3 separate regions of the Homo sapiens genome follow, and all the other regions are linked to region 1. Evidence: chromatin loops called from intact Hi-C (ENCODE). Cell type or tissue: Caco-2. All regions are shown on one strand.

Region 1 (8,000 bases):
TTACCTTTATGTCTGGATTATCCTTCTCCTCTCTCTGGGTAGGTGGCCAATATTGTCCAAGTTCCAAAAGGCAGAAATTCTCTTGACATCTGAAGGAGGATGGAGAATGAGGCAGGCAACCAGCTTCACAGGGGACCCTAAGACCAGTCTAGAGGGTGCTATACTACTTCTCCCCCACTCACTGCCAACTTCCAGTAATGTCTTGTTAAGTTGTTCCATGCCTAAGTAATGTCTTATTAAATTGGTTCCTGGCATCAGCTGTCTTATGAGATAAAGGGAAGAATCTGTCTCACATTGGTTGGAGAAACAAAAGAAGAGGAGCTCCCCTTTCCCTCTCTTTCCCAGTGAGGCTGGGATGGGTTACCTGCAGTGGTCACAGCAGAGCAATGCTATGCTCAGAAGCATCTTGTGAAAGTCACTTGCAGTAGTAGCAGCAGGGTAGAGAGAACAAACCAGACTTGGGAAAGCTCAGGTGAACTCTGAGAGGCCCTGGATCCCTGGAGAAATAGTGGGGGACAGTTAGAAACAGAATTATTCCTGGCAGTCAGGCCAGGGGGTTTTGAAGCTCTCAGGTTTACTCATTAAAAATAGATGTGTTCCGGCCAGGCGCAGTGGCTCATGCCTGTAATACCACCACTTTGGGAGGCCAAGGCAGGCAGATCACCTGAGGTCAGGAGTTCAAGACCAGCCTGGCCAACATAGTGAAACCCCATCTCTACTAAAAGTATAAAATCATCTGGGCATGGTGGTACATGCTGTAGTCCCAGCTACTTGGGAGGCTGAGGCAGGAGAATCACTTGAACCCGGGAGGCAGAGGTTGCAGTGAGCTGAGATCACACCACTGCACTCCAGCCTAGGAGACAGGTGAGACTCTGTCTAAAAAAAAGAAAAGAAAAGAAAAAAAGAAAAGAAAAGAAAGAAAATAGAAGTGTTCCAGATAAAACTCTCTTTATAATATTGTGGTAGTGGTAAAAAAATTACCTATTTTTTCCAAGGCAGCATGTTGTTTAATGATGAAATACAAAAAGCCTTCCCAATAATGTGAGGAAATGGTGCCATTGTTTAACATATGTAACTAATATTGTTTAAGTACTACCCAATTAAATAAGAGGAAATAAATGTATAAAACAATGAAAAGGATGAGCCAAAGTGATAATTATTTACAGATGATATGATCGCATAGCTAAAAGAGAGTCACATAGAAAATTATTGGAAACAATAAGATAATCCAGTACAAAAGCTGGTTATTAAATGCAATAATCAATAACTTTCCTGTATAAAAACAAGTTAGAAAACATAATGAAAAAGTTCCCATTTAAAATGGCTTCTAGAATAATAAAATACATTAGAATAAAAATAACAATAAACATGCAGAATATATGTAACTGAATCTTGATAAAATGAAATGGCATTCCCTGTGTTTAGATAAAAAGACTAAATATCATAAAGAAGTCAACTTTCCCTAAATCAAATGATTAATTGAATGTAATAGCAACAAAAATAAGATTTCTTGGTTATTGTTGAAATCACATATGGCAAATAAAGATATTCATTACGCAACTATTTTAGCTGCAATAGACTAGAAACAGTCTGAATGTACATCAATAAGACACTGGTTAAATTGTGGTGTATTCCCAGAAGACAGCCTTGTATTCTGCCATTTAAAAAGTAAAGGAGATCTGCAGGCCTGGATATGGAATAATATCCAAGATATGTTGTTAAATAAAAAGATCACAATTTATATCTACACTATATCTATCCATATGAAATAAATGGCATCATAATGTATCTATAAATATGTATGTCCATATAAATTAGCATGTTTCCTTATTTGTACATAGTTTTCATAATTGTTATCTTTAATGGCTATATGAAGTGGAGTCCTTTCTGTTTCATAAATCTGTCTGTCCCTAGTGCCTATTATAATGTTCAGGAAGTCCTAATGAGAGCAAAGAATGATGCTAAGACTGTAAATGCTGGTGCCAAAATACCTCAATCCAAATGGGAATTTTTTAACCTCTGCGCCTTAGTCTTCTGGCCTATAAAATGGGGATGATGACCATTTTTACCTCATAGGTTTGACATGAGAATTGAGACAGATTAAGTGAGATTACAGATTAAGTGGGTTAATCTGCATAAAGCTTTTAGAGCAGTGCCTGGTACATGATGAGCAATCAATCAGCATGAGCTATTATTATTACTGTATGAAATAACCTTAGAAACTTTAAGTCATTTCTTGTTATGGCTGTTATAGATAGTAATGCAATGAGTAGCTCTATTAATATAATGTTTTGCCTCTTTTTAATTATTTCATTAGATTAAATTCCTAGAAATTAGATTGCTGGATCAAAGAGTAATCACAATAATTACCTTTTAAAGATATTCCTTTGACCTCTTCCCTTAAAGAAAATTTAATGATATGAAAATTACTAGTTGATATAAAAGAGAGAGTAAAGCAAATAAATCATGTATTTATTTGACCACAGCAAAAGGGAGAGGAGCTCCCCTTTCCCTCTCTTTCCCAGTGAGGCTGGGATGGGTTAGCCATTTACTAAACAATTATTTAGTAAACACCTATTTTATTCATAAAACTATCTAGACATCATACAAAAACCCAGGGTTCCATTCAGTTGATTAAATCCAACAAAGATTTCCCACTCTACTACATGCTTGTTCCATGCTGGGAGTTAATCAGAGTAGGAGGAATATGGAGTGGCCTTTGTCCTTAAAACTCAAAATTTATGCAAGAAAGTAAGATGTGAAGATAGTATGAGACTCTATAATCAAGCGCCAAATTCCGTTTTTAAAAGATCCCAAATCTGTGATTCAGACACTGGATATTAGGCATAGTAAGCTAAGCAAAAAAGAGTAGGTGCTGGCTGGAGCCACCTGGCAGACGTCAAAGCATTTTCAAAGACAATATCCAGTTAGCAGCAAAGAAAGAAGTATGTTACCACAAAAGTGATGACCAAATTAGGCTCTACTCTCTTCTTAGAATCTAACATTTTATAATTACTTTTAATCCACCCCCAAATCAACAGGACAGCTTTGCATTTGAATATTATCAGTAGAAAATCTTTGCTCTTGCTAAAGCACATCCTCGTCCCTGCCAGCTGGAAGGTAAAAGGAACCCTCAAGCTTCAGCTGTGGGCTTTAGCCAAGGGAGTCCAAGAGGTGTGCTCAGGAGTAGACGAGGCCGGTAGAGGGCCTCCACTGAGGACTGTGCGTGTTTATCTGTTTCGGAAGGGCTCTCTATCTGCTGAAAGAGCAAAATCATCTCCACTTCACTGTTTTCAGGATGCAGCGCAAATGTGTCTTACAACAATCCAAATCTCACACCACAAGCTTTACCACTCTTCAGTCTTCTCTCTTTTGTCTTGGAGTCAGGAGGAAGGGGGCAAACTGCCCTCCTCTTTGAGGCGAGCAAGATCCTCTGTCTCAAGGAAGCCAAACCTGAAATAGAAGCAGAAGCCCTTTCATATAATTGAGGAAGACTTCACAGTTGCCAGAAACCATTTTTGTAAGAGAATAAGTCCCACATAAAGGGTTTTCTGGCCTTTAAAATTAGCCCACCAAATATCTTTCTTGTGCCTTATCCAGGAATTTTTTTTTTTTCTGCTGCCGAGGCTGGAGTGCAATGGCACAATCTTGGCTCATTGCAACCTCTGCCTCTAGGTTCAAGCATTCTCCTGTCTCAGCCTCCTGAGTAGCTGGGAGGCCGCCAACACACCTGGCTAATTTTTGTATTTTTAGTAGAGACTGGGTACTGGGTTTCACCATGTTGGCCAGGCTGGTCCCGAACTCCTGAACTCAGGTGATCCACCTGCCTTGGCCTCCCAAAGTGCTGGAATTACAGGCGTGAGCCACCACGCCTGGCCCCTTATTTAGGAATTATTAAATTGCCTACTATGTGCAGAAACTTGTGAATTGTCAGGCTCCAAATTTCCTCAAAAGGCTGAAGCCTGGCAGGCAATGTCAAGAGGAGCTGCTTCTTGCCCAAACAGGTTCCAAAGCAGTCAAGTGAAATTGTCTTCCTTATATGGTGAAAAGTGCCCTGTCCCTTTAAGGCCAAGAGATTTGGCTGCAGACAGTCCCTGGGAAGTTTGCGGGCAGCCCCATCCTGTGTCTGATCCTTGCTGCTGTGCAGGTGAGTTCCCAAACCTTCTCTCCGCAATTTGCCCTCTATAATCGTTCTCATGGCGGGTTAGAAAGACTGGTATGAAAGGGCTAGAGAATTTCAGGGTCAGCAGAGATGGTGCTGTTTGGAGAAGTTTGAGTTGAAGGAAAAAACAAGGTTACAAGGGAAATGTGCAGTAATGCAGCCAGTGAGGATGCATCTAACTTCCTGTGGGGAGAAGGCAGCAAGGTTACAGAAGGCCCTGAGGCATTTCCAGGGCAGGGCAGGGCAGGGGAAACAAATTCAGCTGGGGAAGAGGGACAAATTATAGATAAGACCGTGGAGGGATAAGTTTAGACTCTTGAGCTATATAACCTGGTGAACCGCAAGTTAAAACCAAACATAGCTGGTAGGAAATACTGCTTCTGCAAGTGCTGAAGGCTTTCCAGGAGCTGGAGCTACAGGACCAGACTGCAGAGGAGAAAGTACATGAATGTTTGGAATGTCTATAGGCCTGGAAGGCTGCAGCCTTAACCCTTTTTGCAGCCTGGCTTGTTAGCCATTAGGGTTTGGCTGCCACAGAGCAGGAGGTGGGGGTGCATGTGTGAAGCACTGCAGTAGGAGACTAAATAAATAAACAAGACTATGATTGTGGAAATGCATCTCTGGCATCCTCATAGTACCACATGCAGAGAAGAGAGATTTTCTAAGCTCAGATTTTCTGTGTCATCCACAGAAACATCTCAGATTTTCTGTGTCATCTTTCTTCCAGCAAAGGGCTGGAAGAAATCTCATTTAAGCTAATTACTGCTCCGTCATTTACTAACTCAGCTTCTTGAATTTTTTTCCTCCATGGTCTGGAGCCTGGTACAATATTAATTTGAAATTAACTAATAAAACTTTTTAATAGCTAAAGATTTCCTAGCAGAAATGTGTTTCTCTCTAAGATTGAGATGTATATACAGCTGGGGTTGGGATTTTACTGAGAGCTTGAAAAGAGATGGGTGTAGTATAGAAGGAGAAACACTTGATGGTCATTTTACGTAATATCCAAAGCCGTTTAACTGAGCCTACAGCCAAAAAAGGAGTCCACCCAGGAATTTAAAAAAAGAGATGCTAAATTACAGGGCTTGGGGTCCTCTTTCCTCCTAGTTGAGTCAAGGTCCATTCATCATTCAGAGGCAGTGGTTTCTCTACAGTTGTGTGGGGGAGTGAACAAGAAGGCTGGATTAAAATTCCTTACATACTCCATGCCTTTTAAAAATATTCATTCATCTGAGTAGTCACTGAAGAATTCTTCTTATTATTAACTAACAAGTGCTCTATCCACTTGTTAGTGCTTTCTAAAGACAGAATGTTCATGAAAAAAGATTTTGTTTTATCACGAGGGATTTGTTAGTATAAGGGTTCCTCTCTTCTCCTCCGACTTCTGATGGATGGGCAAAGTGGTGATTATTGGTTACTGAAAAGAAAGATCTGTTCTTGACTCTAAAATCACAAAGGGCTTTACTTTGGACCTTTCTCATTCAGAAACATTGGTGTCCCAAGCAAAAAGTTAACTTATGCATTCACAATGTGGAAGACAGCAGAGTGCATGGGTATAGTTTTGCTTCATTTTGTACCAAGCAAATCCAGAAAGCAGTGTCAAATACATTGCTTTCAAATATAGATGCACAAAGAAAAACAAAATTCTATCCTTAAAGCTGAAAAATCTCTAAAAGTACCATATTGTTATTATTATTATTGTTTACTTTTTTTTTTTTTTTTTTTTTTTGTGAGAGGGAGTCTTGCTCTGTCGCCCAGACTGGAGTGCAATGGCGCAATCTCGGCTCACTTCAACCTCCGCCTCCCAGGTTCAAGCGATTCTCCTGCCTCAGCCTGCTGAGTAGCTGGGATGACAGACACGTGCCACCATGCCCAGCTAATTTTTGTATTTTTAGTAGAGACGGGGTTTTACCATGTGGTCAGGCTGGTCTCGAACTCCTGTCCTCATGATCCGCCCACCTCGGCCTCCCAAAGTGCTGGGATTACAGGTATGAGCCACAGTGCCCAGCCCATACTGTTATCTTTTATAAGATAAGTCAAGGTATTTCCAACGAAAAAAAAGATGTGTCTTCCCAAACATTTCACTCAATGACTCTCCCCGCCCTCAGTCACATATGGATCTTACAACTTCACACAAGCCACTTACTTTATCTGTGCCTCAGTTTCCAGCCTAGAATTGAGCAGATCTGAGTTAAATTTCTAGTTTCTTCATTTATTTCCATAACCATAGGCAAATTACTCAGCCAGTCTAAACTTTAGCTTTCTTATTTGTAAAAAGAATGAATGTTAATTAGGATCAGAAGACCCCAGAACTCGGCATAGGCTCCATAAATGCTATTTCTCATTTCTTTTCTTGTCTTTTTTTTTTTTTTTTTTTTTTCTATTGCCTGGGAAATTACACTGTTCCTTGGCAAAGGAAATAAGTTTTGAAAACGGAAACCAGCTGTGTAGCTCAGCTTTAGGACTACAGTTACTTCATCCCCTGTGCCCATTCCCTTCACAGAAGGATGCCCAACTCACTGGGAAACCCATTCCTAATCATCAACCAGTCTCACTGTTTGAAAGCTCTTCCTAAAGCAAACCCACTTCCACTTATTTTGTGTTCAGAGACGTGAAGAATTGTTGATTGTTTTCTTTTAATATAAAATTACTCCATAGTCTTAAAGAACAATAATAAGTTATCTTAGAATCTCTATAAAGGTGGTCTATTCCAATAATAAGCTTAAAAAGCATTTTTAAAGGAACTTTTTTGGTTCTCATAAGGCACCTCTTACAAGTATTTCAAAAATAACCAATTGCTACTTTTTTTTTTTTTTCTGAGATGGAGTCTTGCTCTGTCGCCCAGGCTGGAGTGCAGTGGTGTTATCTCAGCTCACTGCAACCTCTGCCTCCCGGGTTCAAGTGATTCTCCTGCCTCAGCCTCCCAAATAGCTGGGATTACAGGCACCCGTCATCATGCCTGGCTAATTTTTGTATTTTTGTAGAGATGGGGATTTTACCATGTTGGCCAGTCTGGTCTTGAACTCCTGACCTCAGGTGATCTGCCCGCCTCAGCCTCCCAAAGTGCTGGGATTACAGACGTGAGCCACCACACCTGGCCCCAATTGCTACTTTTCTATAAAACTCCTAACCCATTCACACAGCTGTCTTCAAGAACATGATTATCCTTACTTTCAGCACTTTCATTGTTTAGGTCACTTTAAGAGTAGGTTTGCCTTACTTGCAATGAGTCTGTGTATGACCCAAAAAAATTCTGTCACCAGTTTAGAAAGGTGGTGACAAATTTCAGCAACAGAAATATTCCACTGGAAGTTCACATCCCAGCCTATACATAAGCTGGGAATCAAGTATGCCATTTTTAACTAAACGAAGAGCAGGTCACACACATAGCCCATCTTCTAGTCATGGATTAACACAGCCTCTGTCAGGAGACGTGTTGAGAGTCCACACTTGTCCACTTAAAGTAGCTTTGAAACTCTGGGCTAGTTCCTACATGTGTCTGAGCCTCGATCTATGGCCTGCATAATGAGAATGATAATAACACTTATGCACGTGGTTCAGGGAAAGCATGAAATGTGCCAGGACAGGTGCTCAGTAATTATGTTGGATCTGAATGCCCAATAGTCTAACAAAGTCTTGTACCTTAATAATAAGGTAATGGCCCCAGATCTTGTCTACACACTTTAGAACAATCTGCAAGTATGGATATGTTTCTAAGGATGTGTAAATTTAATGTTTAATAAAAATGTAAGTTATGTTTCTAATTAGGTGGAATCAAAAAGAAGTCGATGCTGAGGCAACCATAGACCTGCTACAGGGGTTAACTGTGGAAACAGCC
Region 2 (8,000 bases), 100 kb before region 1:
TTCTATGTGTAAAACAAGGTCAATAAAACAATATAAAAAATAACAAAACACAAAATGACCTTTATAGCATGGCCATAAAATCTGAAATATTAAAGATATCAAAGCAGCACCTGATTATGTTTTAAAGATTTTTTATGTGTAAAAATTTACTAAAAATACAACATAAAATCATAAAAACATACAGTTGGTGGAGAATAGACAAAGCCCACTCTTTAAGAAAAATTGTCTCTATAAAATACACAAAAGATGAGGTAAAAAAAGTGAATCTTCCTTTATTTAGACATTATCCTAAAAATAATAGATGATAAACTCAAAAGAGTACATTCTATCAATTATACATGCTGAAAATACGGTAATGATAATGCATAATATATTCTGTATCTGTAACTCATCAAGTTACTTGAAGTTAAACAAAAACACACACACACACACACACAACTTGATTACATTATTCTCTTAAGAAGACATTGAGACCCCAGGAGGTCCAGGCTGCAGTGACCTGTGATCAAGCCACTGCACTCCACTCTGGGTAACAGAAAGAGACCCTGTCTAAAAAAAGAAAAAAGAAAAAGAAAAACAAAAACAAAACACTGAATTTTCTTTTTCTGGCTAAGTCTTCTCCATTTGCTTATTTCAGAAATTTGCTTTTCCAAAGATGAGTTCACCCTGTCCCATTTTGGTACAAAACCTTTCATTTTATCTTTGAGCTTCTGAATTAACACTTTATTCCTACCAAATCTTATTGTTCAGGGATCAGGCAGTTAGTTTAAAGGATGAATCATGCCTATCAACAGGCCTGGCAGTTGCAGTCAACAGCAAATTGTGATTTCCAGAATGAAAGTGACTTGTTGCAGGACAACACTTACCAGCATGTGACCTGGGGCAAGTCACAGCCTCCCTGAGCCTCTGCATCTGTAAAGTGGGCTCAATTCCACCTCCTTCACAAGGCTGTTGTAGAGATTAAACAAAATAGACCATGTGAAAGCCCTGGGCCTCATTTATGTTTATAAACAAATCCTGTATTTTTAAAAACAAATTTCCACATTTCCTTCACTCAACACACATTTATTAAATATCTGCTGTGTTCCAGAATCCTTGACAGGCACTGAGAATACAAAGACCAATAAGGCATGCACTCTGCAGTCAAGGACCTCACAGCCCAGGAGGGAGGACAGACAAGTAAATAAAGTATTGCAAGACACTATTATAAGTGGCGGAACAAAGCAGGAACTTATCAACTCTGTTCTAAAAGTCAGGGAAGGCTGGGATTATGAGGGGTAAGAAGGAAATAAGGCAGATGAAGGAAATTGGAAAGACAGTGGCAGCCAAAGAGAATGTACAAAGCCCCAGAAGCATGAAAGAGCATTACACATTTATGAAACTGTAAAGTTTCAATTTCCCCTTTACTAAAATATGAGATGCACATTGGGAATACATAAAATGAAGCAGAGACATAATCTTGATCACTGACCTTCAGGGGCTCAATCTGATGAAAGAAAAACACACATATGATTAATCTCAATGGTTATGCGGAAAATTAAGAAAAAATTCCACACTGTATGACCTCATCTACAGAATTTTTTTTAAAACTATGTAAAAAAGTGACTAGAAACAAAAGAGAAACAATCCAATTTTTAAATGGGCAAAGATGTTTATAGCAGCACAATTCACAATAGCAAAACTATGGAACCAGCCCAAATGCCCATCAACCAACGAGTATATGTGGATAAAGAAAATGTGGTATATATATATACACCATGGAATACTACTCAGCCATAAAAAGGAACTAAATAATGGCATTTGCAGCAACCTGGATGGAATTGGAGACCCTTATTCTAAATGAAGTAACTCAGGAATGGAAAACCAAACATCATACGTTCTCACTCGTAAGTGGAGCTAAGCTATGAGGACACAAACATTCTCGCTCATAAGTGGAGCTAAGCTATGAGGACACAAAGGTATAAGAATGATACATTGGACTTTGGGGACTACAGGAAAAGGGAGGGAGGTGAGGGATAAAAGACTACAAATTAGGTACGGTGTACACTGCTTGGGCGATGGGTGCACCAAAATCTCAGAAATCGCCACTAAAGAACTTATTCATGTAACCAAACACCACCTGTTCCCCAAAAGCCTATTGAAATAAAAGAAATTGGATAAAATCTTAAAAAATAATAGTGTTAAAATTAGATGTGGTATTCAAACCTCCTGATTTGGGTAGTGGTGCATTTTCACCCAAAGTTGAATTACAAGGAAAGTACCAAAAAAAAAGTTAAAACGTGGGCAAAGAATTTGAAAAGATATCTATCCAAAGAAAACATACAAAGGAGAAATAAGTACATGAAAAGGTGCTGAACATCATTAGTAATTAGGGAAATGCAAATAAAAACCACAGTAAGATACTACTTAACACATGCTAGGATGGCTATTACTAAAACTTAAAAAAAAAAACCCAGAAAATAACAAGTGTTGGCAACAATATGGAGATATCAAAACCCTCATGCATTGCAGCTGGGAATGTAAAATGGTGTGACTACTGTGGAAAACAGTTTGATGGTTTCTCAAAAATTTAAACATAGAATTACTATATGGACCCATAATTCCATTTCTAAGTATATACTCAAAAGAATTTAAAACAGGAACTCTAACAGACACTTGAAGACCAATGTTCATAGTGGCATGAGTCACAATAGCCAAAAGGTAGAAACAAGTGTTGACCAGCCAATGAACAAAGTAAATACATACAATAAAATATTATTCAAGGATAAAAAGGAATTAAGTTATGACACACGCTACCCTGTCAATAAACTTTGAAAATATTATGCTAAGTGAAATAAGGCAGAAACAAAAGGCCAACATTGTATGGTTCCACTAATAGGAGCTATTTTGTGTAGGCAAATCGACAGAGACAGAAATTAGAATAGAGGTTACCAGGGGCTGGAGGGAATGGGGAATAGGGAGTTATCGCTTAATAGTTACAGAATTTCTGGTTGAGATAATGAAACACTCTAGATAGTTGTGATGGTTATACAAGATTATGAATGTATTTCGTGCCACTGAATTTTACACTTAAACATGGTTAAAATAGTAAATTTTATATTTTACCACAAAAAAATTTTTTTAATAAGCAGTGGAAAAAAATGGAACATCTCTAAATATTAACAATGGTTTCTCTGTGTGATATGCACCCCCCACCTCATCTCTTACTTTCTCCACTTATTTGTATTCTTTTTTCCTTAATGAATATGTATTCTATGTTTTTAAAAACTCTAAATTTTACTTTTCAAAAAGAAAGAAAACAAAAAAAAATATGGTAAGATTTTTTAAATCTATGTTTTAGCTATGTATGAAGTCCCTTGGGAATGGAGAGGCCATCATCTAGATTGTACTAGGGCTGGCAACAACCTTGCAACCAGCTCGTTTGAGGACTAGAAAAATGTGGCTATGTGTCGTCTTGCCCTAGAAAACCTCTTGGAGGAGATGTAGCCTGAATCCGGATTATTGTGAGCCTTCTGCAAAGCTTTAGCTCTGCGCTGCAGCCCCATGTAGGCCAAGACGTCTACAGGCGCCAACTTCAAAGAGACACTTCTCCCTTGGAATGCAGCTGCCCAGCTGGCCTGAAGGACTCTGCAGAGATTAGAAGAGTCAGATAACAACTTTCCACTGAATAGGAGGTGGGATGCAAACATCAGCTAGTTTCTTCCTGGGACTCCCTCTCCCTCAGGGCGAGGCCTTTGGCTGTGTAGGACCAAACATCAGGCACCAAGGCTTTTCCCATTTTGGGGAAAGGAGGGAAGCTAATTTTGTTGTATTAGCAACTGGCTTCTGGACCTTGCTCTCCTTCCCTTTGTCAGAGAGAAAGCACAAATGATATTGTAGCCATGTATCTCAAACTTGGAACAAATAGTTTTAGAACTGGGCCCTGCCATGGAATTGGATCATCAAGCAAAGACCTAGAGCACTGCTAGTTTGCTCAGGGTTTTGTCTTGAGCTGGTCTGACTGAAGGGCAACTGAACTGCCAGGGGAGGACGGACTATGATGAGCTCCCAGGAAATCTGTCCCTGATGTTGATGATACTCAGGATATTTCAAAAGAAGATAGGTTTAAACCACAAGGTGGGGAGATGTGGACCCCTAGCTTGAAAGCTCCTTAACTGTTAAGGGGCACATGTGGGAGACTTCTAAATAAGGTGCTGAAGATGAAAGTTGCCTTTTCTTCTAGGGTTGTATCAGAAGGTTGACTCTAGATTTAGTTCAGTTATAGCCCCAGGGAATAAGCACCAACAGTGAAAACCTTCTCCTAGGTCTGAGAAAACTTATGGCCACACCCTTGAAAACTCAGACCACACCCTGAAATTCCACACCTTGGAATTTCATTCTTTTGCTTTTAAACTCTGCAGTCTCATAATTTCAGAATTGAACTAAGGGTTGGGACACAGATTTTTAACACAAAATCTTCATTTTCCCTGTGTTTTTCTCCTTTGAGATATCACACTTTCTACTGCAGGTATCTATATACATATAATAAACCTTGAATTTATTCTGTAAGGAAGCTCATCCCACAAGGGACAACAGAAAAGCCAGAGGGTGACATGTATTAAAGATGTAATATGTAAAAATGTGGCAGACCTGAAAAGCACACGTCTCCAAATTGAAAGGTACCACCAATGCCCGGCACAATAAATGGAGGTGGGAGAGAGAGAAAGGGCCCCACCCACAGGGCACACCATCTCAGTGAAATTGCAGAACATTGGGAGTAAAGAAAAAGTCCTAACAGCTTTCAGAGAAGAAAAGTAAATCACATACAAAATTCAAAAATTAAAATGACATCAGACTCTTCAATAGCAACACTGGAAGCATGAAAAGAATGGAGTAGTTCCCTGGGAATTCAGAGGGAAGTAATTTTAATATGAAATTTTCTACCAGACGTATCAAAACTCAAGTGCACAAGCAAGAAGAAATATATTTTTCCATATATATGGCTCAAGAAATATATATCCTATACACTCTTAATTAGGAAGTACATTGAGAATTCATTTTTAGCAAAACAAGAAAATAAACCAAAAAAAGAGTTTCCACTAAAGAAAGGTTAGAACAATCAGATATCTGATGTGATGAAATATTTGGAAAATATTAGTGATAGGCATTAGAGGGTTTTTTGAAATATTTGGAGTGGGGAAAATACATACATGGACCTACGCATAACAGTAAAAAAAGCAATAATTAACTCAAAAAAACCTGTAATCTTAGAACACTAGTCAACTTAGTAGTAATATTTAGCGACAAAAACAAAGACTGACTATAGATTTAACCAAAGATTGTGACATATGAAGGGATGGGATATGGGGAAGTTTGGAGGATTTGTTTTTCAAGGATTTTAGGGGGTAAATTAGAGAGCTTAGTAACAGAAAATAAAGAGATTATGTTTAAAATGTGTTACATAAGCAATAGTAATATTAAGATGCTAGTTAGAAATGCAGAGAGAGTGTATATTTTAAAAGAAAAAGTCATTAAGAGTTGCAATGGATTGCCTCTGGGAGGTAGAAATGAAGAATGGAAGAGGGTTAGTTTACTTTTAGTAATGTTTCATACCGTAAAAATAAGAAAAAAAGAAATAAACTATGTAAGTGTATTACTTTGGTTAACAAATATTTATTTTTAAACCAGTGTATCAGATTTCATCAAAATCTGTAAGAATTCAAGTTTTTCCAGCCAGAATAAACAAATAGGAAATGCTGAACAGTTAGAGGCCCACCTCTCAGTTTAGTCGTTGGTTTCACAAAGGCAAAGAAACCAAATTTATCTTCCTTTTGTTATGACTTCCACACTGATTTTGACAAATTTCCCTTAGTGCCTGTGCTCCACTGCAAATTACTTATTTTTCTGAGTCACTCTTGTCTAGACCACAAAAGCAGCCCCTGCACTGTGTGTGGCTGATGGGAATTGCAGGTTGTTCTCAGATTTGTTTGTACAGCACTTCTTCCCTTGCCCAAAGTATACATTATATGTGAATGAGGCTCGTCACAGCTCTGCATAATTACCGCATTTGGAGCCATTCTTCTCTTCAGAAGTTTTCCCCCCCTTTTCCTTTTGATTTCTTATATTTTGCAGCAACTGTCATCATTATTTTGATGCCATGGCTTAATAGCGCCTTCAAATGCAAATTTGACAACACAAGCTGAAAATCATGGGTGGCAAACAAAGCAACTAAACTTCCATGCCTGTGTTTTTTGAGAGCTCCACCTGATCTGTAAATGCACACGTTTTAGTAGCCAGCCCTGCTTACAACCTTCGTCTTTGTATTATAAGAAGAACCAGAATTTTCTGAAGATATTCTGCAAATCTAGGCTGTAAAATGGAGTTTCAATTCCTCTTACTCTGCTTTTTACAATTCTAACTTTGCAGATAGTTGAAATCCATCTGGAGGCTGTTTCCCAATGAACCTGTTCTCTTTGTATCATTTATCTATGAGTGATAAGTCAAATATTTCACAACCACAACTGCCCAGGCATTAGCCAAGCAAGCAGAGGAGCAGTCGGGCAGGAGCTCCTAGCCAGCACAAGCCTTCTACTTTTAGTTGCTGGACCATGGGAGAGGTGGTAGGGATGGGGGGTCTCTAGTCAGGGACTCGAGGGGCAACGATGGTGCTTGGGAGGCCAGAAGAGTAGCTGTACCTAATTGACATGGAAGTATTTTAGTGTTTTGACCACCCATAGAGCAGTATCTATGCATAGTGAAATACCATTCCTGTGGGATTCCCATCCTGCCTGTAATATAATTATAATATAGCTTCTTCTTCCTTCTGGTTTGTAAGTTTCTTGAGGGGATATTGAGACTCAGGTTCTTCTGTGTGACACCATGTTTCCTCTGGATGAGTATATGAATGAGAAAATGAATGATGAATGACAAATTATTTCTCCTCCTTTGTGAGTCTAGCTTCCTTACTCTCATTTGAAAACATTTAAATGTTTCAGCTTACTCTCATTTCAACATTTCAGCTTACTCTCATTTGAAAGCTTTTCATTTGAAAACATACCGAAACTTAGGTAAAGAAGGACATTTCATAATCACAAATGCAGTTCTTTGTGAGGACAAGAGATTTAGAAATAAACATTCAGGAATCAAACTATGCTCTTTTCTTGATAAAAGTTATCATTGTCTTAATAGATATTTGGGAGAAAGAGGAAAGTATACGCCTTGTACTTTGTTAGTTTTGTAGGCAGGTGTGGAATGCAATGGAAAAGATCTCATGCTAACCATTTTTCTTTTGAAAAAAAATGGAGATTTTATTGGCAGTGTTTTAATTTTGCAATATTTTATTATTTTATTTTATTATTTTGGAGACAGAGTCCTGCTCTGCTGCCCAGGCTGGAGTGCAGTGGCACAATCTCAGCTCACTGCAGCCTTTGCCTTTTGGGTTCAAGTGATTCTCCTGCCTAGCCCCCAGAGTAGCTGGGACAACAGGCATGTGCCACCATGCCCGGCTAATTTTTGTAGTTTTAGTAGAGACGGGGTTTCACCATGTTGGCCAGGCTGGTCTTGAACTCCTGGCCTGAAGTGATCCACCTGCCTCGGCCTCCCAAAGTGCTGGGATTACAGGCATGAGCCACCGCACCCAGCCTAATTTTGCAATATTTTACATTTAAATTAATACAAGAGAATCAAACCATAAGCACCACACTGGTAACTCTGTTTTCTCTGCTGAAGCTAATTGAAGAACAGAGAGGGAGAGAAATCCATAAATTGTAAGGAAGAAATTAGACTTTTTTAAAAAATCAATTTCAGGACCTAAAAGTTATCAAGCTATAAGGATAAGGAATTGTAAAGGAATGTGATTTTTATCTAGGTCATAAAATTTACCGCTGTTTTCCTTTCTTAATTTAAATGTAGAAGTGATAGGCATCTACAATGTGCCAACCCAGCAGGATCTGAAACATGAATTCATCATAGGTTAAAACATTTATTTTTCATCCAGAGGGAAATTGGCATGAAATAAATTT
Region 3 (8,000 bases), 57 kb after region 1:
GGATTATAGGCGTGAGCCACTGCGCCTGGCCCAAGTAAATGGTTTTAAATCACGGTGCTAGGTCTGAGGAAATTATTTACAAAGCTCTATCAAAAAACAAAACTGTGGAATCTTTTAAATTAAGTAACAGTCAAAAAGCCAATGTGAATTTTTTTCCTTGGTATGGCTGCTTTGCTTCATAGCTCAGAGACTGAACCAGAGCTAGAGGTTATGAACTAGACGAGGATTTCATACATTTTTTTCTCCAGCCACTTTTCTCCGTTAGTAAATAAACAAATGAATAAAATAAAAAGGTTGCAGGGTGAACCCAAAATTCTGTAATACTGTTAAAAAATCATGATTAAGTATTATTCATTTTATACACCTACCAATGGCAATGCACTTAAAATGCCATATCAGAACAGTTGTGCAACATCTCAATTTGATAGTTTTTCTAAGAAGCATAACCAAGCTTCCATAAATGTAGTGAAAGCTTTTTTCATATTAAAGACATGTTATCGGGAGATGGAATGTTTCCTTCTTCCTACATAACTGAACAGTGATTAAATATTGACTAAGAGCCAGGAGTTGACAGCCATTGGCCTCACCCTGGTAAATGCTGATATATGATGCTGAATGTAAATACAGAGCCATCCTCTCAGGGCCATAGTTTTGTTGGTTTTTTTTTTTTTTTTCTGTTGGGAGATGGGGAGCCAGCAAGTTGTAGCTTATGCTTGAGGTGTCAGATTCAAGTGTTGCAATAGAAGTGTGTAATTTGAAACAAGTAATTCTTTAAAAAGCCACCCAACTGTCAAAAGAAAAATATATTTTTCTAATCAATCTGAATAATAAACAGAATGCTAGTTAGAAGTTTTAGCAAAACATCCAGGGTACCCACTGAATGCTGCTGTTTGTAGAAACAAAAGAGCTATCCATCACTGGGGCAGCTTATACTTTCATAGACAACGATTGTTTGGTTTATATGAAACAAACTGGTCGAAACATCAGATTTATTTTGGGGACATGAATATATGTTTGGGAAATTTTAAAACATCTTATTTTTGTTGTATGTGTATTTTCTTTTTTGTTGTTTTAAACATCTATTTAAAATATGCAGTTGATATTTTCCCTCCCTCTATGGGGAAAATCAAAGATAATAATTTTTATTACATTTCTTTCTGTTAATAAGGTTCATTATAAGATCTTATTATTTTTATCCCAAGATTTTTAAACCCTGCAGGAAATACCTGGAAGACTTACTCAACAGCTGTTTGTAGTGCCATGAAGCAAAATCTGTTAATTCTTTATTGGTTAGAATGATTTAAACATAGGTCTCCTTTTCAGCAAATATAGCAATCTAAAAAGTCTGCTTTTTTTTCCAGCAAGTTTTAATAGACATTTCCTAACCTCTAAATCATCTATGATACCCTTATTGTGATGGTCATCTGGACATCAACATTGCTATCTTCAAAGTATAATGAAATTAAAAGATACTTTTAAAGATTATTATAGTTCTCAAATTATTCAAATTGAGCCAAAATGGATTCATATGGATTTGAGTTGTTATTAATTCCTATTAGAGGTATTGGCATATGTCTGTTCAAAAACATTAATGCTTCTTAAATATCAATGACTATTCTTCCTTGAAATGTACTGAGAAATGGATTTCGTGCTGCTGAAACTGAAATGAGAAGGAATGGTCATAAATCATAGTTTAGTTTCGCACCTTTAGTCAGATAAGCAGTGAAGTGACTCTGAGTCAAAGCGTGTGTGTGTGTGTGTGTGTGTGTGTGTGTCTGCGCGTGTGCACTGTGTGTGTGTGTGTGTGTGTTTTGTGGTGTGATTGTGGTCTGTGTGTAGTGGAGGGATGGTTAATAGAAATGAAGCATCACAGCTGGACCAGCCACAGCACGTAGAATCCTTCCCTGGGGCCTCAGTTTACAAGACAAATAATTTAGAGTAACCCCTTCCCCCTTTAAAAAGCCGAATATTTTTGTAAAAATTAAAGTGAGCACTGAAGACAGTTTTGAAGACAAAGAAGAACTCACAGTAAGCGAGTCTGAGTAGGTGCGTGACTGGCCAGCTTTGGTATTGACTGGCAAGGAGAAGACTTGTTGAGGGTTGACTTTGGGTCTGATTAGATACCAGGGATTTGACCTATGTAATCTTATTTTTGTCCTCTCAACAAACTTTGTACCCCTTTTTAGTAAAAAGATGAGAACATTAAAACCTAGGAAGATTTAGTAACTTCCACATAGCTGGTAAGTGGTTGAGTTAGAATTCCAACTCCCAGGTGACTTAATTTAAAATTGACTTCAAAGTAGCTCCCATATGGACTGAATATAGGATACGAGCCTCTGCCTAGCCTTCAGTCCTTTTTGTTTGGTTTAGGTGTTGGTTGTCTTTGTAAACACTGGAAGCTGCTGAGTCATCTCCCTCGGCTTTTTCCATCACACTTTACCCCACATACATTCATACACACTTGGCTCAAGCTTTTCGGTTCTTTCTCTGGACACTAGATGACTGTCAGCCTTACCTGGGCCCTGCCCCAGAGGCTGCCCCAGCATCTGGTAGGAGCTTAGTGAGCGGAATGGATTCCTAGTGAAATAATGAATGTCTTTCCTTGTATTCTGTGTTTGAAACCTCCAGGATAGCAATTCCATCTGCTATATGAAATAAGAAAAAGTAAATATTCTTTGGTTAACCTTTGTCATTCGCCTACTTAAACCTCAATCACATTTCTTTGAAATCATGCCAGATTTGTGGAGAGCAAATTGCCAGGTAAATGGAGGGCAAATTCACCAAACTAATTCTTAGTTTTTTCCTTCTCTAAGGGAAGGAACACTTTGCAGCTTAACAGCATTTTCAAAGTTTCAAACAGGACTGGCTACTGAGTTGAAGAAGCATTAGTTGGCCCTTAAGTCCTCCCCTCTGGCCACTGTTGTCCACTTCACACATTTGGACCAACTTCCCTCATCTGAGCCTGAATCCTATTAGCCAGCACTGAAAATCTGGCATGGTTTCAAAGAAATGTGATTGAGGTTTATGTAGGGGAATGATGAAGGTTAACCAAGGAATGTTTACTTTTTCTGATTTCATATAGCAGATGGAATTGCTATCCTAGAGGTTTCAAAATAATCTTATCGAGATGACTTTTGACCCGTCTTCAATAGCATTACAACAATCCCCGCAGCCTGGAGACTAAGCTCTGCTGCTGTTTTGAGTGAGCTGGCCCCACAGAGGGTGTGACGTGGGAGTAGAGATGAGTGTCGGCCTCAAAGTCTGCTCCCATCTCTCAGGAAAGCACCTTCTTTAGATTAAGGTATTGGGGCTGACACTAAAATAGATGATATTTGAGGCTAAGTTTTCAATTTCACTCTTTCCAGAAAAACAAAGTACTGATAGGGATCTACTCTAAAAGCTGGTTTTAAATACAAGGCGTTACAGAAGTGCCAAATGCAGTCACTGCACTTAAAATCATGGCCTGTGGATAGAAACAAAGCTGAAGAGTGGCCTGCCGAGTGTAGAGCGTTCTTTCACTTGTAAGAAATTAAATACAGAGACACTCAACACAATTCCTGGATGTGATTTCCTGTTGGTTCATCTACACACTCTAGAAGATTCCTGAGGAGAGGTTTATTGCCCAAAGGAATTCAGTGGAGGTATTTTCAGGTTTGGCTGATTTCCAAGAGCCCCCTCTCAGGGCCAAATTATCCAATTCCCTTTCTTGGTGAGTTCACCACACTTCATTCATTCACCAAAAATATGCATGGAGAGCCTAACTACTACATACTAGGCACTGAGCATACAGTGCTAAAAATAAAAAAAGATAAAATCCTAGTCCTAATGTAGGATACATGCATTAAACATATGAACATATGAACCCTGTATTTGTCAGGGTTCTTCAGAGAAACATAACCAATAGGGTATAATATATATATAATTCACCTTACATATATATAAAATTGAGCATCTGTAATTAAAAAATCTGAAATCTAAAATGCTCCAAAATTCTAAACTTTTTGAGGGCTGACATGATGCTTATAGGAAATGCTGTGGAATATTTCAGATTTTCAGATTAGGGATGCCTCACCAGTAAGCATAATGCAAATATTCCAAAATCCAACAAAATCCAACATTTGAGACACTTCTAGTCCCAAGCATTTCAGATAAGAGATACTCAACCTGTATATGTGTATGTATACAGGTTGTGTGTGTGTATCTATATATACAGAGAGAGAGAGAGAGATTGATTTTAAAGAACTGGTTCATGCAGTTTCGAGGGCTGGCAAGTCCAGGCCAGCAGGCTGGAAATTCCTTCAAAAGTTAATGTTGCAATCTTGAGTCTAAAGGCTGTCTGGAGGCAGAATTTCGTCCTTTTCAGGGGACCTCTCTTTTCTCTTAATGTCATCAACTGATTGGATGAGACCGGCCCACTTTATGGAGAGTAATCTGTTTTACTTAGAATTGACTGATTTAAATGTTAATCACATCGAAAGCACACCTTCACAGCAACATCTCACCTGGCATTGACAAACAACTGTGCACCATGGCCTAGCCAAGTTGACACAAAATTAACCATAATCCCCCACCTCCAAATAACTGTCATTTCAATTTAGTGGCTCTCAAACTTGAGCAGGAATCAGAATCCCCTGGAACACTTGTTTGAAACACAATTGCTGGGCTCCACACTCCTGATTCAGGAGGTCTAGGGTTGGGCCCCAAAATTTGTATTTCAAACAAGTCCCGGGTAACGCTGATTCTGCTGGTCCAGGGATCATACTTTGAGAATGATAAGATTACATAATTCAGGGTCTGACCCTTAGCCTCGTGGCCCAGAAACTGATTTTGTTATCATAAGAAAGATAATTTTATTTATCAGGGATGTACCCAGTAAACCATGATTCCAAACCTGATGTGTAAAATAGCAATGCCAATTTATTGATTTATGATAAGCACTAAAACTACGGTGGTGAGCAGAACAATCCTGTCAGCCTGGGAGGGGCAGTCCATCCTGTGGGCAGCTCCACTGAAAGGTGAGCAGTCAGTAATTGGAAGGAACTGGGGATCCCAGCCAATGATCCAAAACAGGTGATTTAATTGCTGCAACCGCTCCCACCGCCAGAAGGGTCATATTCTCAGTTCCTGCCCAAGGCCCCCCTCTACCTGGACTTTATACTTGGATTAAGACAGGGGCAACTTTGGAGGAATGGATGTTTTCAGTTGAAAGCTTTGGTATTTACTGGGCTGAAAGAGTGCTCCTCTCTGCTCCTCAGACTCTACTCAGCAGCTGGGCTCAAAGTTCATAGAAATTGGAAATGCTTTTAGTGAATCATTAAAATGTTACCTTTTACAGAAACTTTTTATTGGATATAACTTATACTGTTTTTATGAAAGAGGAACTTGAGCAGCATTAGAATGTGTTAATGTATGTCCTTCATATGCTCGGTTTCCTTTCTTGGTAATAATTTGAGTGAAGTTACAATCTTTCTGTAAAAGACTATTTCCAGCTGGGTGCAGTGGCTCACGCCTGTAATCCCAGCGCTTTGAAAGGCGGGCGGATCACTTGAGGTCAGGAGTTCCAGAACAGCCTGGCCAATATGGTGAAACCCCATCTCTACTAAAAATACAAAAATTTAGCTGGCCATGGTGGTATGTACCTGTAGTCCCAGCGACTTGGGAGGCTGGGGCAGGAGAAACACTTGAACCCAGGAGGTGGAGGTTGCAGTGAGCCGAGATTGAGCCCCTGCACTCCAGCCTGGGTGACAGAGCGAGATTGTCTCAAAAAGAAAACAAAAAGGCTATTTCCATCTTTCTCTGCACATTGAGAGGACCTGACTTTGAAAAAATACTTATACATTTCATATTTTCAAAATTTTTCATGTCCACTTAGAAGCATTTTTTTCCCCTAAGCTTTGGCTTTCTGCCTTTATCATTGCTATTTTAAGATTTTTACATGAAAAATGGGATTTGTTTCTTAATCCTTTAAACCAAATTGTGTTGTGAAAAAGTTGTGTTTATGTTATTTATTTTAATATTCTTTTTTTAGAATCCTGCAATTATCCTCAGCATGGAAAGTTTGGCCCTAAAACCGCTTCTGAGAAATCAGAATGTGGCCTGAGTCTGGGCGGACCCCTCACACCTTGCCTGCCTTGGACTTCTTATGAAACACAATTGAATAGATAACCTAAGGCAAGGGGATAAGGTGGCCCTGGAACTTCCTCAAAGGAATAGGGACCTCAGCGCAGATAAGTAGATTCAACCACTCAGTGCAGGGAGGTGCAGTCTCACGTTTAACCTCTCAGTTTCATTGTCATATCAGCCCAGGGGCCCATCAGCAAATAGAAACCATTCTAAGAATTTCAGGGAGCAGATTTAATGCAAGGAATCAGTTAAACAAGTGAAAAAAAACACAGAAAGAGCAAAATGTGGAAACCAAGGTAACACAGAGACTAGTAACGGCAAGAAGCAGCCACCACTCCTGGGACCAAGACAACAAAAGGGAAGAGGCGATGTTACCAGAACCTTCCCGGCAGGTGCCTGCTGTGGCTCAGGCATAGCCCTCAGGGAGGGGAGACAGAGTCCTGCTTGGGGCATCTGGCAACCTCAGTCAAGTCACAGCAGGGGTGCCCAAGGGCCAGCTTTCTGCAGCTGCTGGAGGGGTGTCCTACAGGAGTTGGGCCCTCCTCTTGCTGGCCATTCCCCCATGCCTCCCATTGGCAAGATCTAGCAGGGAGCCAGGTGAGAAAGGAGCCTGGGAAACATCCTTCACACAGTCTTAGCATCAGAGCAGAAGCCCGTGGCTTCCTTTGCTTTCCCTCTTCCTTGTTGGCCTTTATTATCAGTTGTATTCACTTATCTGACTATAAAACAGGGTAATATTAGTGAGAGAGGAATCTGTTACTGATAAAGAACAAGGAAAGGAATCCATTAATCCCTTTTGATTATCATACAGATTATTCCCCAGTGATTATTAGAAAATACTTTTATCTTAATGAGGAAAAATCTCAATTTATTTTTAAAATCCTGGAAAATGGAATGCCGGGTAATATTCTTATTTAACTTTTGACATTTTTTAAAAAGTCATGTTCTATTTGGGGTATGAACGTGTGTGCCCATAATAATTATTTTCATCTGTGTGTGTCTATCTTGGGCCTAGAAAAAAAATGACTCATTTTCTTCTAAAGATTAGAATTCCATGGGCATCTCTTTTTGGTACAATTCCTTTGTTTGTTCATTCCTGGAGATAATGGAGTTGGTACTGATAGTGCCCTCCTTGTATTGTATTCAGCTCAGTTCAATGAGTCTTTATTAGGGGGCCTGTCAAGTGCCAGGCTGTGCCTCAAAGGTATGGAGGCAGAGGAGACTCAGGCGGTGTGGAAGAGCATGGCTTGGGGCATAGGACAGACTTGGCTTTGAATTCCAGTTCTACCGCCTAAGAGTCTCACCCTGTGGAGCTCAGTTGCTTCATCCTGGATGTGAGGATGAACACTGGTACTGCAAGGCTGTTAAAGAATTGTATGTGGTAAAGCACTTGACAATTGTCTGGAACATAATAAAGGCTTCATAAATGGTAACATGTTGTTATTATTTTGATAATCATCTATGGTTTGGGTACAGACTTTTTAGTCATTGTAAAATTTAATAGTAGAGTTTTTGTTTGCTTAGATATCTGTATTTCATTCACACAATTAGTTGGCATTTTAGTTGTTTATTAGTTTTTAGTCATTGGCCTAGAAGGAAATGGCTACAGTTCCCTTGCTCATCTCTAGTAAGGATTTGAAGTGGCTGGATTGTCATTTATAAGGTTTTAACAAGAGAATTTTTAAAAATTCAAATGCTTTAACCATTTTTCAGGCCTTTGGTTTTCATATTTACTTACAAGTTGATAGTTTGTTTATTGGAATGGAGATTTTATTTGGGGTTGGGTGTAGAGATGTGTTCTGTTCTAGTGGCTAGAGTACTGAATTAAAATTTTAGAAAGAATTTGGATGTAATTTTTAACTGAATCAGGAATTTGT

Evidence for each region. Peaks named below come from ENCODE experiments on the same cell type or tissue, not always from the same donor. Only the 100,000 strongest peaks of a DNase experiment are listed, where the experiment ranks them.
Region 2: it touches region 1 in a loop (4-fold over the local background); 8 of 110 quality-filtered maps call a loop at or near these places.
Region 3: a loop joins it to region 1, with 4 times the contacts of the local background. A loop is called at or near these places in 3 of 110 quality-filtered maps.

What each region holds. Positions count from the first base shown.
Region 1 is chr3:159,728,268-159,736,267 of GRCh38, forward strand. All of the region lies in intron 4 of IQCJ-SCHIP1 (IQCJ-SCHIP1 readthrough), which reads left to right. The region is part of intron 1 of SCHIP1 (schwannomin interacting protein 1); the gene reads left to right. Among named protein-coding and RNA genes, the nearest start is that of IQCJ-SCHIP1-AS1, 36 kb to the right of the region's middle. In Caco-2, no CTCF peak of the experiment used is centred here; DNase peaks (open chromatin) are centred at 4,104 and 4,624; H3K4me3 peaks cover 957 bases.
Region 2 is chr3:159,628,727-159,636,726 of GRCh38, forward strand. The region is part of intron 4 of IQCJ-SCHIP1 (IQCJ-SCHIP1 readthrough); the gene reads left to right. All of the region lies in intron 1 of SCHIP1 (schwannomin interacting protein 1), which reads left to right. Among named protein-coding and RNA genes, the nearest start is that of IQCJ-SCHIP1-AS1, 140 kb to the right of the region's middle. RefSeq lists an enhancer at 3,356-3,866. In Caco-2, no CTCF peak of the experiment used is centred here; DNase peaks (open chromatin) are centred at 3,595 and 6,525.
Region 3 is chr3:159,784,922-159,792,921 of GRCh38, forward strand. All of the region lies in intron 4 of IQCJ-SCHIP1 (IQCJ-SCHIP1 readthrough), which reads left to right. All of the region lies in intron 2 of SCHIP1 (schwannomin interacting protein 1), which reads left to right. Among named protein-coding and RNA genes, the nearest start is that of IQCJ-SCHIP1-AS1, 20 kb to the left of the region's middle. In Caco-2, no CTCF peak of the experiment used is centred here; DNase peaks (open chromatin) are centred at 600, 2,440, 3,200, 5,050 and 3 weaker places.